Linked DNA regions of Homo sapiens: region 1 is linked to region 2. Evidence: chromatin contacts called from ENCODE Hi-C or POLR2A ChIA-PET data. All regions are on one chromosome and are shown on one strand. Each heading gives the region's core, a stretch centred on a gene start or an enhancer-like site at or near the end of the contact. The rest is flanking DNA. Distances are from core to core; before and after follow the strand shown. Region 1 overlaps EPCAM-DT (EPCAM divergent transcript). Region 2 overlaps TTC7A (tetratricopeptide repeat domain 7A).

The links. A loop is a pair of places that touch in the nucleus more often than their neighbours do. ChIA-PET counts read pairs that join two places held with the same protein, here RNA polymerase II (POLR2A). Pooled maps may share reads with other maps.
Region 1: a loop to region 2 is called in a pooled map, with 2.1 times the contacts of the local background. The contact joins two enhancer-like sites. A Hi-C loop is called at or near these places in 1 of 50 pooled maps. POLR2A ChIA-PET finds 5 or more read pairs at or near these places in 5 of 52 experiments (AG04449, BJ, GM12878 and 2 more).

Annotation. Positions count from the first base shown.
Region 1 is chr2:47,197,328-47,204,201 of GRCh38, reverse strand. It overlaps EPCAM-DT (EPCAM divergent transcript), which reads left to right. Exons shown (of 5, transcript NR_110208.1): 4 at 4,659-4,765. Among named protein-coding and RNA genes, the nearest start is that of CALM2, 24 kb to the right of the region's middle. Within about 2 kb of position 5,026, at least 4 of the 41 ENCODE cell types and tissues checked have a DNase peak (open chromatin) inside an H3K27ac peak, as active enhancers do.
Region 2 is chr2:47,068,462-47,075,560 of GRCh38, reverse strand. TTC7A (tetratricopeptide repeat domain 7A) reads right to left here. Exons shown (of 20, transcript NM_020458.4): 20 at 1-1,859. The coding sequence ends at 1,638. Among named protein-coding and RNA genes, the nearest start is that of STPG4, 83 kb to the left of the region's middle. RefSeq lists enhancers at 3,596-4,453, 5,310-6,166, 3,268-6,925. Within about 2 kb of position 3,965, at least 35 of the 41 ENCODE cell types and tissues checked have a DNase peak (open chromatin) inside an H3K27ac peak, as active enhancers do.

The DNA of each region.
Region 1 (6,874 bases), core at 3,777-6,276, 130 kb before region 2:
GAAATCCAGGTTCATTTGGACAGCAGACAAGGGCTTCTCCATTTGGCTTATGCACATGATTTACCCTCCTTCTCCACTGGCTATATCCTCTCTCATCTCTGTGGCTTTGTGCGTTTCTTTACTCTGCTTGGAACGCCCTTCGTCCCTCTCTGCCACCTCACTGGGAGAACTCCTATTCATCTTTAGTGATCAGCTCATGTGTTGCCTCATCCTGTAATAATAATAATAGTAATAATAATAATCATGCCTCATCTGAATTTCCAAAACACCCTGAGAGTGTCTTGGTCTTAGCAGTTATCATATTAAATAGAAATGATCTATTTACCTGTGTGTGCTCCACTAGTCTGTCAGCCATACTCAATGCCTGGCACAGCTTGGCATACAATTAAATGCTCAATCCATGTTTACTGATTGAATGAATGAGTCAATGTTCAGTTGTCCTTCAGTATAGGTGGGGGATTGGTTCCAGGACCCCCGACTGACACCAAAATCACAGATGCTTGAGTTCTTCATATAAGATGGGTAGTATTTGCATATAACCTATGTAATCTTCCTGTATACTTTATATCATTTCCAGATTACTTATAATACCTAATACAATGTAAATGCCATGAAAATAGTTTTTATACTGTATTGTTTAGGGAACAGTGACAAGAAAAAAATCTGTACACGTTCAGTACAGAACGAAACTATCCATGTTTTCTTCCAAATATTTTCAATCCGTTTGTGGTTGAATCCACAAATGTGGAACCCACAGACACAGAGGAACAACTGTATTTTGTTATCGTTCCCAGCGTGGCTACTCCTGGGCAATGAATGTGATCAGTCTTCTCAGAGCATTTTAATGTGTTAGATATATTTTCTTATTGGGATTAAAACACATGTAATGCAAAATTTACCATTTTAGTCATTTTAAAATATAAATCCAGTGACATTTAGTACCTTCAGAATGTTGTGCAACAACCACCACTTTCTATGTCCAGGACATTTGTATCCCTATACCCATTAAGCAGTCATGCACCATTCCTCCAGCCCCGGGCAATTACTGATCTGCTTTCTGTCTCTATACATTTGCCTATTCCAGATATTTCATATAAATGGAGTCATATATGTGACCTTTAGTGTATGGTTTCTTTCACTTAGCATAATGTTTTCAAGGTTTATCTGTGTTTTAGCATGTCTCAGTACTCCTTCTTCTATTTATTTATTTATGTATATTTTTTGAGATAGAGTCTCCCTCTGTCACCCAGGCTGGAGTACAGTGGTGTGATCTCAGCTCACTGCAACCTCTGCCTCCTGGGCTCAAGCCATTCTCGTGCCTCAGCCTCCCCAAGTGGCTGGAATTACAGGTGCCTGCCACCATGCCCAGCTAATTTTTGTATTTTTAGTAGAGACGGGGTTTTGCCATGTTGGCCAGGCTGGTTTTGAACTCTTGTCCTCAAGTGATCCGCCCACCTCAGCCTCCCAAAGTGCTGGGATTACAGGCATGAGCCACCACACCTGGCCTATTTATTTATTTTTGCCCACAATCACTAGACTCTATTTTATTTTTTCTTTCTTTCTTTTTTTTTTTTTTGATCAAGCACTTCTTTTTTTTTTTCTTCTTCTTTTTTTTAATTTTATTATTATTATACTTTAAGTTTTAGGGTACATGTGCACAATGTGCAGGTTAGTTACATATGTACACATGTGCCATGCTGGTGTGCTGCACCCATTAACTCGTCATTTAGCATTAGGTGTGTCTCCTAATGCTATCCCTCCCCCCTCCCCCCACCCCACAACAGTCCCCAGAGTGTGATGTTCCCCTTCCTGTGTCCGTGTGTTCTCATTGTTCAATTCCCACCTATGAGTGAGAACATGCAGTGTTTGGTTTTTTGTCCTTGCGATAGTTTACTGAGAAAGCACTTCTTTTTATGACTAAATAATATTCCATTGGATGGCTCTACCACATTTTGTTTATTCGTTCATCAACTGATGGACATTTAATTTGTTTCCACTTTTTGGCTGCTAAATAGTGCTGCCATCAACACTTGTGTACAAGTGCTCATTTAAACACCTATTTTCAATTCTTTTGGGTATATACCCAGGAGTAGAATTGTTGGGTCATATGGTAGTTCTATATTTAATTTATCAAGGAACTGCCAAACTGTTTTCTACAGTGGCTGCACCATTTTACACTTACATTACCATATACATTACATAAGAGTTTCAACCTCTCCACATTTTTGCTAACATTTGTCATCTTCTTCTTCTTTTTTTTTTTTTTTAGTATAACCACCCTTGTCAGTATGAGTGGTAGATATATTTGAGGCATATGCTTAGTTTAAATGATTCCTCTCTGTAAGTGCCTTACTACCATCTGTAGAAGGTGGCTCCCACAGTTATTTACACACAATGTGATGCTGACCTCTGGTCATAGTTGATTGGATCAGGGATGGATTCCTGAGCCAATTTGGGCCAAATATTTTTTTCCACGGGAGTCTGTATTTGAATAGGGGTTTGGTGGATAGACCTGGTTCATATGGCTAAAATATGAACTTGGGAGCTGTGGGTAAGTATCTTTGCCCCCTCATGTGAGCAGATCAGCAGAGGGAACTCCTCAGGAAAAAGATGAACACAAATACTCAAGAGAGAAAAGGAAATGAAAGATGGACAGAGCACACATCCCCCTGAGTTCTGACAGTTTGCAAATTCCCAGTTCTAGTCCTTCCTTAAGCCTGACTGCATTCTTGTTTTAGGGCCTATAACTTGCCCTTTTACCCTATTGTGGTTAAATCAATGCCAGGGAATTTCTGTTTCTTGAAAACACCAGGGCAACAACTCGTTGCTACTCACAACCTACTTAAGAAGGCCCTGAAACTGTTGGTCAAAGCACAAGAACTATAAGGATGCTTTCATTTTTTTGCCCTAAAAATTATTTCTTGTGACCTCACCGGCCTTGCCTCTGCCCACCAACCCAGTGTAATTTGGAGGCAAATTCAGTATATTAACATCATCCAATATTCATGAGGCATCCTCAAGGGCAGGGTGGTCAGCACTTTGCCACCACCTTGATGTGTCTCTTGGCATCTGTTCTAGATTTTTTCCCCCTAATAGCAGAACTCTTTCGTTTGGCTCACCAAGTGTCATGTTTTCTTGTTTCAGTTATCATTGTAAAATTTCCCACTCTTACAGAGAGCTCTTCAAGGGCAGGAAGGCAACACAGTTTAGAGGAAGGACATTTAACTGGAATTTCTGAAGAACCAAATTCTGCTCCTGTTCCTGCCACTAACTTTGCTCTGTAATGCTGAGTAAATCATGAGACTCTATCTGTTTTCCCATCTGTGGAAGTGGGAGAGAAAAATAATACTTTCTCTGCCTACTTCACAGAGATGCAAGTTAAAATTAGGTCATGGATATGAACATTCTATGAAGCAAAAATATATAAATTGCTTTATCCATAATGGCAATGAACCCCTTTGTTTTCTATCCCACTCCCAGACATCAAGTTCAAGGGCCTCACTCAAAAATTACTTGAATTTAACTCTGGTTGATTAAAAAAAAAAGAAAGTGCCCCTGTCTCTTCATCCATTTTTCTCGAACACTGATAAACACTTTTTAAAATTACAAAAAAAGAAAACAAGAGACACAGATCCTGTTCTGTTCTAAGGCAAGTGAATTTCTTGCCATTTCTTTTTTTTTTTTTTTTTTTTTTTTTTTTTTTTTTTTTTTTGAGATGGAGTCTTGCTCTATCACCCAGGCAGGAGTGGAGTGATGCAATCTTGGCTCACCGCAACCTCCACTTCCCAGGTTCAAGCGATTCTCCTGCCTCAGCCTCTCTAGTGGCTGGGATTACAGGTGTGCGCCACCACGCCTGGCTAATTTTTTTATTTTTAGTAGAGACGGGGTTTTGCCATGTTGGCCAGGCTGGTCTCGAACTCCTGGGCTCAAGCCATCTGCCCACCTCGGCCTCCCAAAGTGCTGAGATCACAGGCATGAGCCATTGTGCCAGGCCTATTGCCATTTCTTAATGGCTGTATTTATTTACCTGTAACCTCGCATGCTATTTCCTAACACGCCTCCATCATGCATATTGCTCATTAACAGTGGTTCGCAAATTTGTCTGCACAGTGAGGAGCTTCGAGAATTCTGATGCCTGTGTCCCACCCCTAGAGATTGTGATGTAATTGGTCTGGGCCATGGCCTTTGGAAGTTTTAAAAGCTCCCTAAGTGGTTCAAATGTATAGCCAAGTTTGGGAGTCACTGTCTTTAGGGTTCTTCTCTGTTAACAGATCTGATTCTCATCTTCTTTGGGTTAATTCCCAACTAGGCTCTCACCTGAAGCATTTCCCTTATAAATTGCTGTAAGGAAACAACAGAGGAGATTAATCTTAAATTCATCTTTTCTTCCTACTGTAATTGCCTTGGTCTTCATCACGTTAATTGAAATCCCTTTTGATAAATGCAGTGAAGCCATTAATGGAGGCTTCACTTATCTGCATGCACATTTCCTGTTCTGCTGTGTCTTCCCGCCAACAATTTAGTTATGGTTTGCATACCTCTTTTTTTTTTTCTTTTCTTTTCCAATTCAAATGGGCTCTCGCTGTACCTGAGTGGCTGGCTAGGTCTAATTGCTATCTTCACTTCTGTTTGGGTAAAATTTTCCTTTCTCCACTTAGGTCATCTCCACCTTTGGGATCTGGCCAGCCAGCTCGATCAGCTTGTCCCAAGGATTGCTTGGGCTACACCTTAGACTGAGACATCTCATAATTTGGAGCTAGACTTGGTAAAGCCATTCTGCACTTCTGTTGTTTATCCATTCCTGGCTGACTGGGGGCCAGAGGAAATCTGCTGTTGATGTGGTAATATAAGCAAACCCTCTTAGCGATCCATGGATGGCTGTGGTTGACCCCACATTGGCTTCAGTCAGGAGCTAGGGCAGATTCAAACCCAAGCACACATTCCTTTGGGCCTTTTGAGCCACCCCCTGCCCTAAGGGATTGTGTGAGCTTCATCTCAACATGGGTCTGAATTCCTAAGTAAAAACTAGGACTGCTGTTTCACCCAGGCCATCCTCCCTACACGCAATGAGTCACTGTCTATCATCTGCCTTGGCCCTCCAGGTTTATAACACTATCTGATTTCCAGGGACTGGAAAGTCGGGGGGGATGATAGAAGAATAGAGGCTTTCAGTTCAGCAAACATTACTGAGTCCTGGGCTGTTTCAGGCCATATGGTGCCATGGCCCCATGACTGTCCTCATTCCTTCTCCTTTCCTCTCCTTGTCATTCACTCCCTCCTCCATTGGCTAGAGCCAGAGCACAATCGCAACCAAGGGTGAGAACTCCAACGCACCTGTACCATCAACAAAGGGCCAAAAATCATTCCCCCCTCTCTCTTTTTAAGAACTTCTTAATTCTTTTAGTTGTTTAAGTTATTTTATTCTCTCTCTCTTTCCCTGAAGAAAGCAGTTTTTACATTAAAATATATTTTGAGGTATTTCAAAGAAATTTACCATTACTTACTTTCTTTTTAAATTTTTATTTTTTATTTTGGTGGGTACATAGCAGGTGTATATATTTACAGGGTACATGAGCTACTTTGATACAGTCATGCAATGTGTAATAATCACATCAGGGTAAGCAGGGTATCCATCCCCTCAAGCATTTATCCTTTATGTTACAGACAATCCGATTATAATCTTTTTGTGATTTTAAAATGTACAATTAAATTATTTTTGACTATAGTCGACCTGTTGTGCTAGCAAACAGTAGGTCTTTATTCATTCTTTCTATTTTGTACCCATTAACCATCTCCACTTCCCCTTGACCCCCAACTACCCCTTCCAGCCTCTGGTAACCACGCTTCTGCTCTCTATCTCCATGAGTTCATTTATTTTAATTTATAGCTCCCATAAATATGTGAGAACATATGAAGTTTGTCTTTCTGTGCCTGACAATTACTTTCAATGACTGGAACATACTAGCATTTTCCAACTTTACCTTTTCTTTAGGGGCCCAAGAGAAATCCACAAGGGCATATGATGCCTGAGGCCACAGATTGGGTCCAACAAAGGTCTCTTATCTTATGTATTATTAATGCCATATCATGATGAATAATAACTGAACCTATTGAGCACTCTTACTACGTGCTGGACGCTATGCTAAGCCCTTTTCATAATTTATTTTAGTGACTCCTTGCTCTACCTTATGAGGGGGGTATTATTTATTATCTCTATTTTATATAGGAGGAACTGAAGCTTAGGGAATTGAAAGCTTACCCCTCTAGTAAATGGAAGGGCTAGAACTCAGACCTAATCTGACTACTGAAAATTCTTAATCTCTATAGTTTTCTGAGATGATCTCCTTTTAGGAAAATGTTGTCTTTAAATCTCAATAACAAAGCTTTCTCTGATTTTGAAAAGTGAGGCCTGTATAATTATTGGGTTATAAATATAAGGGATCAAGAGTTTCATGCACTTAATAGTCACTTGAAAAATAATTATCCATGGGTTGATTGACAAACAGCATTTTGTGCATTCAGATTCTGGATAGGGTTCTAGATTTTAGGAAATGATGGAGGGGAGGCCAATTTGGCTTCCTGGGGGTTCATACAGAGGCCCTCTTCAGCCACACCTGTGCCCTGTTGTTGCACATTCCAAGCCTACTCTAAAAGGCTTCCTTACTTCACAGAGATCTAATATAAAAGTGATAGAGCTGGCTGACAAGGCTGAGGAAGGCTTTTGAAGGAAAAGACAGCAATTTCAGAAAATGAACCCTGTGGTTTAGAAAGAAATCAACCGAACTTATGATCTGAGCTCATTTTGTTCTGTTCTATTAAAGAAAAAGAAAAAGAGGAAGAAAGAGAAAAAAATTGCTCTATCACAAAGAAAACA
Region 2 (7,099 bases), core at 2,716-5,215:
AAGCCTGCTTCCCCTCCAAGGGTTTCTTTATTCAACCTGCAAAGTCACTGTCAGCAACTTGGCCTGGCCCTCTGCTGCTTCCAACAAGGAAATGCTTAAAAGTCAGGAAATGCATTGGGTGCCTTTCCTAGTACCAAAAATTGACTATAACCACTTTGGGCACCCTGAGATAAACCAACAGCATTTGCTTTTTCTTTACTTTTCTAACAGAATTCCAGAAAAAAAATAGATCTCTATTTTATATATATAGATAAAAAACTATATTTATATACACACATACATAGAGATCCTTCAACCAAGAAGAGGCAAAGGATCCAGGGTCCTCTGTGGTGCCCCTTGGCCTGGCACAGGAAAGCCAGGAGGCACCAGCTGTCTTGGGAATCATCTCGGGAAATGCAGTGCTGAGCTAGTGTGCCATGGATGGGGGGTCTCCAACAGCCCACTCCTTCCGAGGAAGGTGGAGCTATGATGAACCAGGGCAGCCCTCACCCGAGCTTTCCACACATCCTGAAATGCAAGCTGTACCTGATGGAGCTTTGAAACTAAAACCCAAAGTGCAGATACAAAAGGATCCCCTGATAGGCCTGGGGGACTGACTCCTTGGAGAAGAGTTCCAAGAGCATCATGCAGCAGGGGCCGGGGAAGCCAGTAGGGAGGACATACACCCACAGCCCCCAGGCCCGGAAGACAGGTGTCATGGACACAGAGGCCTGCTCAGCCACAGGAGAGGGGCTGGGCTCTGTCCCCTCCTCAGGTCTCTCTCAGGCAGGGGAAGCCAAAAGGCCAGGGTGAGGCTCGAATCAAGGCAAAAAAAGGGCTGTGGGTGGTGAGATGTACTGGGGACAGTCCTAGAAACTGCCTACCTCCATGTTGGTGGCCCTCAAGGGACCTGCATTGTAGCCTAAGACCTGCAGGAGTAATGTGTTGACTCAGGGTATTAGAAAGGACTGGATCTAGCAACCACAGGATCTAAAGCCTACGGAGGCTGCTTGGGCTGGAGCACATCGCCAGGGAGATGGGGTGGGTGGAGATGGAAGTGTTAGGGCCGGTGCTCAGTACCCCTGGTCAGACCCCAAAGGCACTTGGTAGCAGGGGGAAAGAGCAAGGTGGGGCCCAGCTGGTCTCAGAGGGCAAGCAGGGGCAATGCAGGAATCATCTACTAACTCCAAGTCTGAGAAGGGAACCCAGAAATCTCATAGTCTTCCCACTTGCCCGCAGTTTCTTCACATTGTGACCGCCCTGGGCAAGACCTGAGAGAGATCCAGAAGTCTGTACTGTGCTGAGAGTGGGGAGTGAGAACCCCCCACCCAGACTCCAAGCCAGAGGCATGGGTGAGGGTGAAGGACAGCTGTGAGGCTCCCCGCTGCCCAGCTCTTGGGGAGCAAGTCTGGTCACCACAAAACTCTCCAAAGGCACTTAGGGTTCAAGTCAGACTGTTTCCCAAGGCACCAACAAAGAAATCCAGGAAGGCCCTCTTGGCCCAGCCAAGAGAACGAGGGCTGCAGCTGCAGAGGCGTTCACTAAAGATGTATTTCCCTGAGGCCCCGCACCTGATGCCACTGTTGCCCCACCCTGACCCACGTTCCCTGCTGCCTCTCCCTCTGGCCAGCCCCTCCCTCCCTGCGGCTGCAGCGTCGTCAGAGCTCTCTGGGGATGATGGAGAAGGGCAGTACAGGGCTGCTGGCCTCCAGCTCAAGGGCGGTGAGGAAGCAGTCAACGGCAGCCTCGTTCTGGCCCTGGGCCTGCAGCACCTCGCCCAGGCCCTGCCACGCCTCGTGGCACGTACTCTGCCTCTCCACGGCATCACGAAGCACCTTCTGGGCCAAGCTCTTGTGGCCCAGCCGACTCAGCATCAGACCCTGTGGACGAAGCACAGGGCAGGGTGAGTAGGGGTGTCCCATGGCACAGGCATCTTGGCAACTGGGCCAAGCACAGGTGCACGGGTGGCAGCAGCCATCAGCTCGAGAGGATTCCCGCGTCTCTGGCTTGGGCACTGTTAAGTGACTGTGCCTTTCCCCATACAAATCCTACCTGGCCCTGCCCAAGCCCTGCTTTAACCCCAGCCTCCTGGGAAACCCACTGCAGGAGCTCTGTTCCTGCCGGTCCCGAGGAACTGGCTTTCAAGTCAACAGACCTGGCTGTGTCACACTGTTTGGGGGATCCTAGGCAAATCCCAGCTCTCTGGCCCTCAGTTTCCTCATCTGTAAATGGGAAAAATCACAGCATCTCTCTCGAGAGCGCGGTGAGGTTGAAAGGAGTCAGGAGGTGTAAAGCTCTGAGAAGTGTCTGGCAGGAGTGTGTTCTCACTCAGTGGGGCCATGCGTCTCAGTCCTTCCTGCTGCCCAGAGCTGCCCTTCACTCCAGGGACGCAGAGAGACGGAGGAGGACGCATTACAGGCCTTCACCACTGCCACCAGGGAGGAAAAGCTCAAACGTGTGCGTGTGCGGTGGCTCCTCAGGAGAGGGTCATGGGAGGAGAGTCAGATGGCGGGGGATGGGGTGCTGGGTGAACGGGCTGGATTGGCTGAAAGATGAAAGGCCTGGGGGGTCTGGGTCACGCACAGGGAAGCTTGGCCCTGCTGTTTGGCTCAAACAACCCTGTTACCAAAGAGATAGAGGAACTAACAGGAATAGTCATAAGAAGAGGCTGGGAAGTGAAACTGGCACCTTGTCCCCTCTACATCCTCTTCTACCCACACTGGGAAGTGGGTAGGGTGGACAGGGTAGTGAGTGGAGGGAGAGGGCAGGGCCCCCTTTCAGCCTCAGGTCCCACAAAGGTTGCTTCATGCCGTCCCACTGATCCCTGTTTCAGCCCTGAGGGTGGCATGAGATGACAGCACGGGGGGCCCTTCTCTTGTTCCAAGACGGGAGGTAAAGCCCACCACCGACTTCCTGGACAGGCGGGGGCCGCAGTGGGGGTGGGGAGCTGCCTTCTATGTGCCTGGAGCCCCCTCTCCGGTGCCCGCCCACTGACGGCCATGTACATTTTTAGCTGGAACATTTTCCTCCTCAGCGAGCTCCCCAGAGTTAGGCCCTCTGTTGCTATGGAGACGCGCTGGGGAAGATGCGCATGCCTGGTTTCATCAAGTCCTCGGAGAGCTTGGAACACAACCAGTTCGGTGGGAGTGAAAGATGGCGCTCAGGAAGCCCTAGGAAAGGCCTCTCCCTCTCCAGAGGCGCTGGCTGGAGATCTTGCGGCCAGGGGGCGGGGGAGGAAGAGGCTGTCCTCACAGCGCCTCTGTCAGCCCTGGGCAAAGCCGTAGCAAGGAACCACACACACGGATGAGGCGTGCAGAGGCCAGGGGAGGACAGGGTGGCTGCAGGCGGGGTGGAGCCTCAGGCAGGGTCTTACGCTCTCGCCAGATGGGAGCGGTGCTGACTCAGGGCTGCCTGGGACCAAGGGTAGTGGCCAGGCTGGCCAGCAGGGCACCAGGCCTAGCTGTTCCACCCACACCAGACCCAAGGGCCAGACCCCAGCAGCTCACAATGGAACACGGCCCACAGGGAGGAGGGAAGGAGGCCAGCCGACGGGCCGCCAGACACAAAATTAAGCACCAAAAATGGAGGGTTTGAGCCCTGTGAGTTCTGCCCAGGAGGGAGCCACACAGGACAGAAGGGAAAGGCCGGCAAGGCCTCCCAGAGAGGGCCAGGGCCGGAGTGGCTTCCACACGTTAAGTTTTCTATATTGAGCTTCCACATGGGATTCTGTTTGAAAAATGGGCTCAACTGCTAAAAACAAGTCTGAAAACCCCTGATATCAAGAAGTATGTGGGTGTTTGGGAAGGGGCCAGATGTGTCTGCAGGCTGGTGTGTGTGTGTGTATTCTCAGTTTCGGAGGTTTGCAGTAACTTCCTGTGTGTGTCTGTAGGGAGGAAAAAGCTCAGGGCTTGCTGGCCGGAAGCCCTGGCCAGGTTGGAATCCCAGCTCTGCCACTGACAAGTGCTGTGACCACGGGCAAATGGCCAACTTTCTCTGAGCTGTGGTTTCCTCATCTGTAAACCAAAGCAATGAAACAGTCCTTCCTCGCGGGGCTCTTGTGAGGATTCTGCAATGATCAACTTGAAAAATCACCGCGGGGGCAGACAGCAAACAGCAGCGCCTTCAAGATGAGCAGAGGGTCCTTCCAGGTGGGGAGCGGGTGGAGTGACTGATCTCTCTAGAAGCTGGGAGAGGGCATGGCTCTCTGTGGGGGAGGACTGTAGGCTAGGGTGGGTTGGCTCATGTCCCCCCACCCTGGGATGTTGACCTTAGAACCTGAAAGGAGACACCAGGCTGGGGTCAGGCTGGGGCCCAGAGGCCCAGGGCCTGTAACAGGATCTTCTGCCACCTGCCCCTGACACCAGCCGAGTTCATGTTTGGTAGCAACTCAGCGCTGTTTGCTGCCTGACAACTGGGCAAGACACAGCCCCAGGAAGATGCGAGGTCTCACCTACTCTGCCCTGAGCCCAGCGCTGCACCTAGGACCTGCAGACAATCCTCCTGGCACCCCGACCCTCCCAGAGAACAGGCCTCCTGGGAGATGGTGGGAACAAGAACTGACATCTCAATTTCATCCAAATGTCCCAAGTGAATCCCCCATCCCTCATCCTGGTGAGGATGTGCCCCACGCTGAGAGAGGAGACCAGATCTGCTGAGAGGCTTCCAGTTTTTGACCGTCCCTTGGGAGATGCCATGGCTGTGCTGCCAGCCCACAGGGATTCGAAAGTGATGTCCAAGTTGTTTATGGTGATCAGACATCGTACCTCCAAGGGGGCGCTTTGGGCTGGTTATAGCCACAGACATGATTCCAGGGAGGTGCAGGGCTCTGGGGGAAGTCCCCAGAAATTCCCACCTCAGGACCCTCCTTCTCTCCCTTCCTGGATCTCAGGGAGTGGGGATGTGTGGCCACATCTCAAGTGCTCGAGACTCTGCTCTCCCAGGAAGCCTTCCCTGAGGGCGGAGCTCCTCCTGACCACACAACCGCCTCAAGGTCACGCTTAGTTACTGTGGGGCTCATGGATGTGATCCCTGTCCTGCCCCTCCCCAGGCTGAGAGGGACAGCGCCCCAGCCTCCTGCCTGCTTTGTTATTCCCCAAAGGACAGCAGCTCAACAAGGCTCAGAGCTCAGGATGTAGCCCAAATGCAGAGCCAGGGAACCCAGAGACACCCACACACACACAGATGTGGACCTCCGATCAGGGATGCTGCCCACGTGGAGCTTGGCAAGCCCTGCCTCTTACGGCCACGCAGGTGCAGAACCTAAGGGGCCTAAGGTCTTGCTAGGGTCTGGGCTCACACTCAGTGGGGAGCCTCCCTGTGGGACCCAGGTCATCTGCAGAGGCACAGTGTGTGGCCAGGGGCTGTGGCCTGGGAGGGGATGAGGGGAAAAGGGCCTTGCCTTTTCAGAATTCCACTGCACACCATCCCAGCCCATAAGTTCAGTGCCTGATGATGCCCTCCAAGGGCAGAGCAGCACAAAGGTCTAGGGGTGTGCATGCTTCTTCTTCCTTTGAGGGGGGCCTGCCCTGGGAAGCAGCCTTGGCGCTAGGCCAGCTGTGGGCCAGGCTGAGCCCTCCCTCCCCACCCCTGCCCTCAAGTATTTATAGAAGTTATTTTGGGAATTTTCTTTCTGAGCTCAGGGCACATTCCTGGGATTCTGTAACAGCCTTTCCAGCTGGGAAGCCAGGAATCAGCTGGAAGCTGCAGGAGCCTTCTGGTCCCTGGAGCCTGCGTTTGGGGACACCAGGGCTGCTGGGAGGAGCCTGCTCTACAGAAAGGGCCCTCCCTAACGCCACCCTGGAACATAGACACACCCTTCCAGGGAGGCTGGCATTCCAGCCCAGCTCCAGGCTCTCTGGCATTCCGGATTCTCTCAGGTGTGTCAGCCTCAACCTGTCCAACCAGACCTGGAACGGGAGGGAGGGAGGCGCCTCTCCAGGCTGAAAACCTCCCACTCCCATCACCACAGGCCTCCTGGAGCCAGGGCAGCTCCAAAGCCACAGGGTCCTACTTCCCTGATGTGGGGAGGGGAGCAAACCCTTCCAGCCCCACCCAGTGCTGGGGTGGGATGTGTTCACCCCAGAGCCCCCTGGGCCTCAAAAGAAGAGGCTCCTGCTGAGAAGAGCCCAGACTCACAAGGAGCCCAACCTAGGTGGGGGTCTCCTGGGGTAGTGAGTACCTGTCCCTTTCTCTTCTGGGGTCCTTTACAAGTGAGATGTAGAAGAACACCAGTAGGCCTCTTCAGCTGGGGCTAAGGGTTGTCTGTTTTCAGAGGGGCAGGGACCAGCGGCCAGGGGCCCGATGGGTCACATCCTGGGGGACTCTGCAGCCTGACGAACCTCCAAGAAATTGACTTCCTTGCCAGCCGTCTCCTCTGGCCAGTGGCTGGGCCTTTTCTCCTCCCCTTCCTGGGCTGGTATCAGGTTCTAGGTCTGTAGGGGCCTCTACCCATCCTGGAGCACTGCCTGGCCCAGCCCTCCAGGTCAGTCAAGAGGCTGTGGCTAGGCCTCTGGATCCCGGGTTCTAGAAGTGAGTCCCCGTGATGGGGAGTGAGAAGGGGGCCCAGTCACAGAAGGTCCCCTCTCTGGGCAGGAGGTACAGCCAAAGGCACAGTAAAGGACAGTTTGGGGAGGGGGCTGCTGGACAGGGAGAAAGGGCCGCATTACCTTCTCTCTCCATGTAGGGTGAGTCTTTCTTTTTTTTTTTTTTTTTTTTTTTTTGAAAAAATTGATTCTGGAGCTTAATTAAGCCAGCAGTGCTCAAGTATCATTCTGATCTGAATCTATGACAGGCTTCCTCATCAGGGTTGGTGATGGACTTCAGGAGCCTATATCAGCTTAAGGTTTTCCCAGAGTCCTGAGCCAGGGCTCAGGGTGTGTGTGTGGGGCTGTGCCAGCCCAGGGATAAGGTGGGTAGGGAGGGGCCTCTGATCCCCACTGAGCAGGTGCTGGGGGACACACCCTCATACCCCCCACACCATGGGCCTGCAGAACCCTCTACTTTCGTCTCCTCTACTTTCCCATCAGGGAATGTGACCTCAGGCAGCACTGGCGAGGGGTGAACAGAAAGCTCACAATAAAATCATCTCATCAGAGGTCACAGAGCCAAGACGCTCCTATTG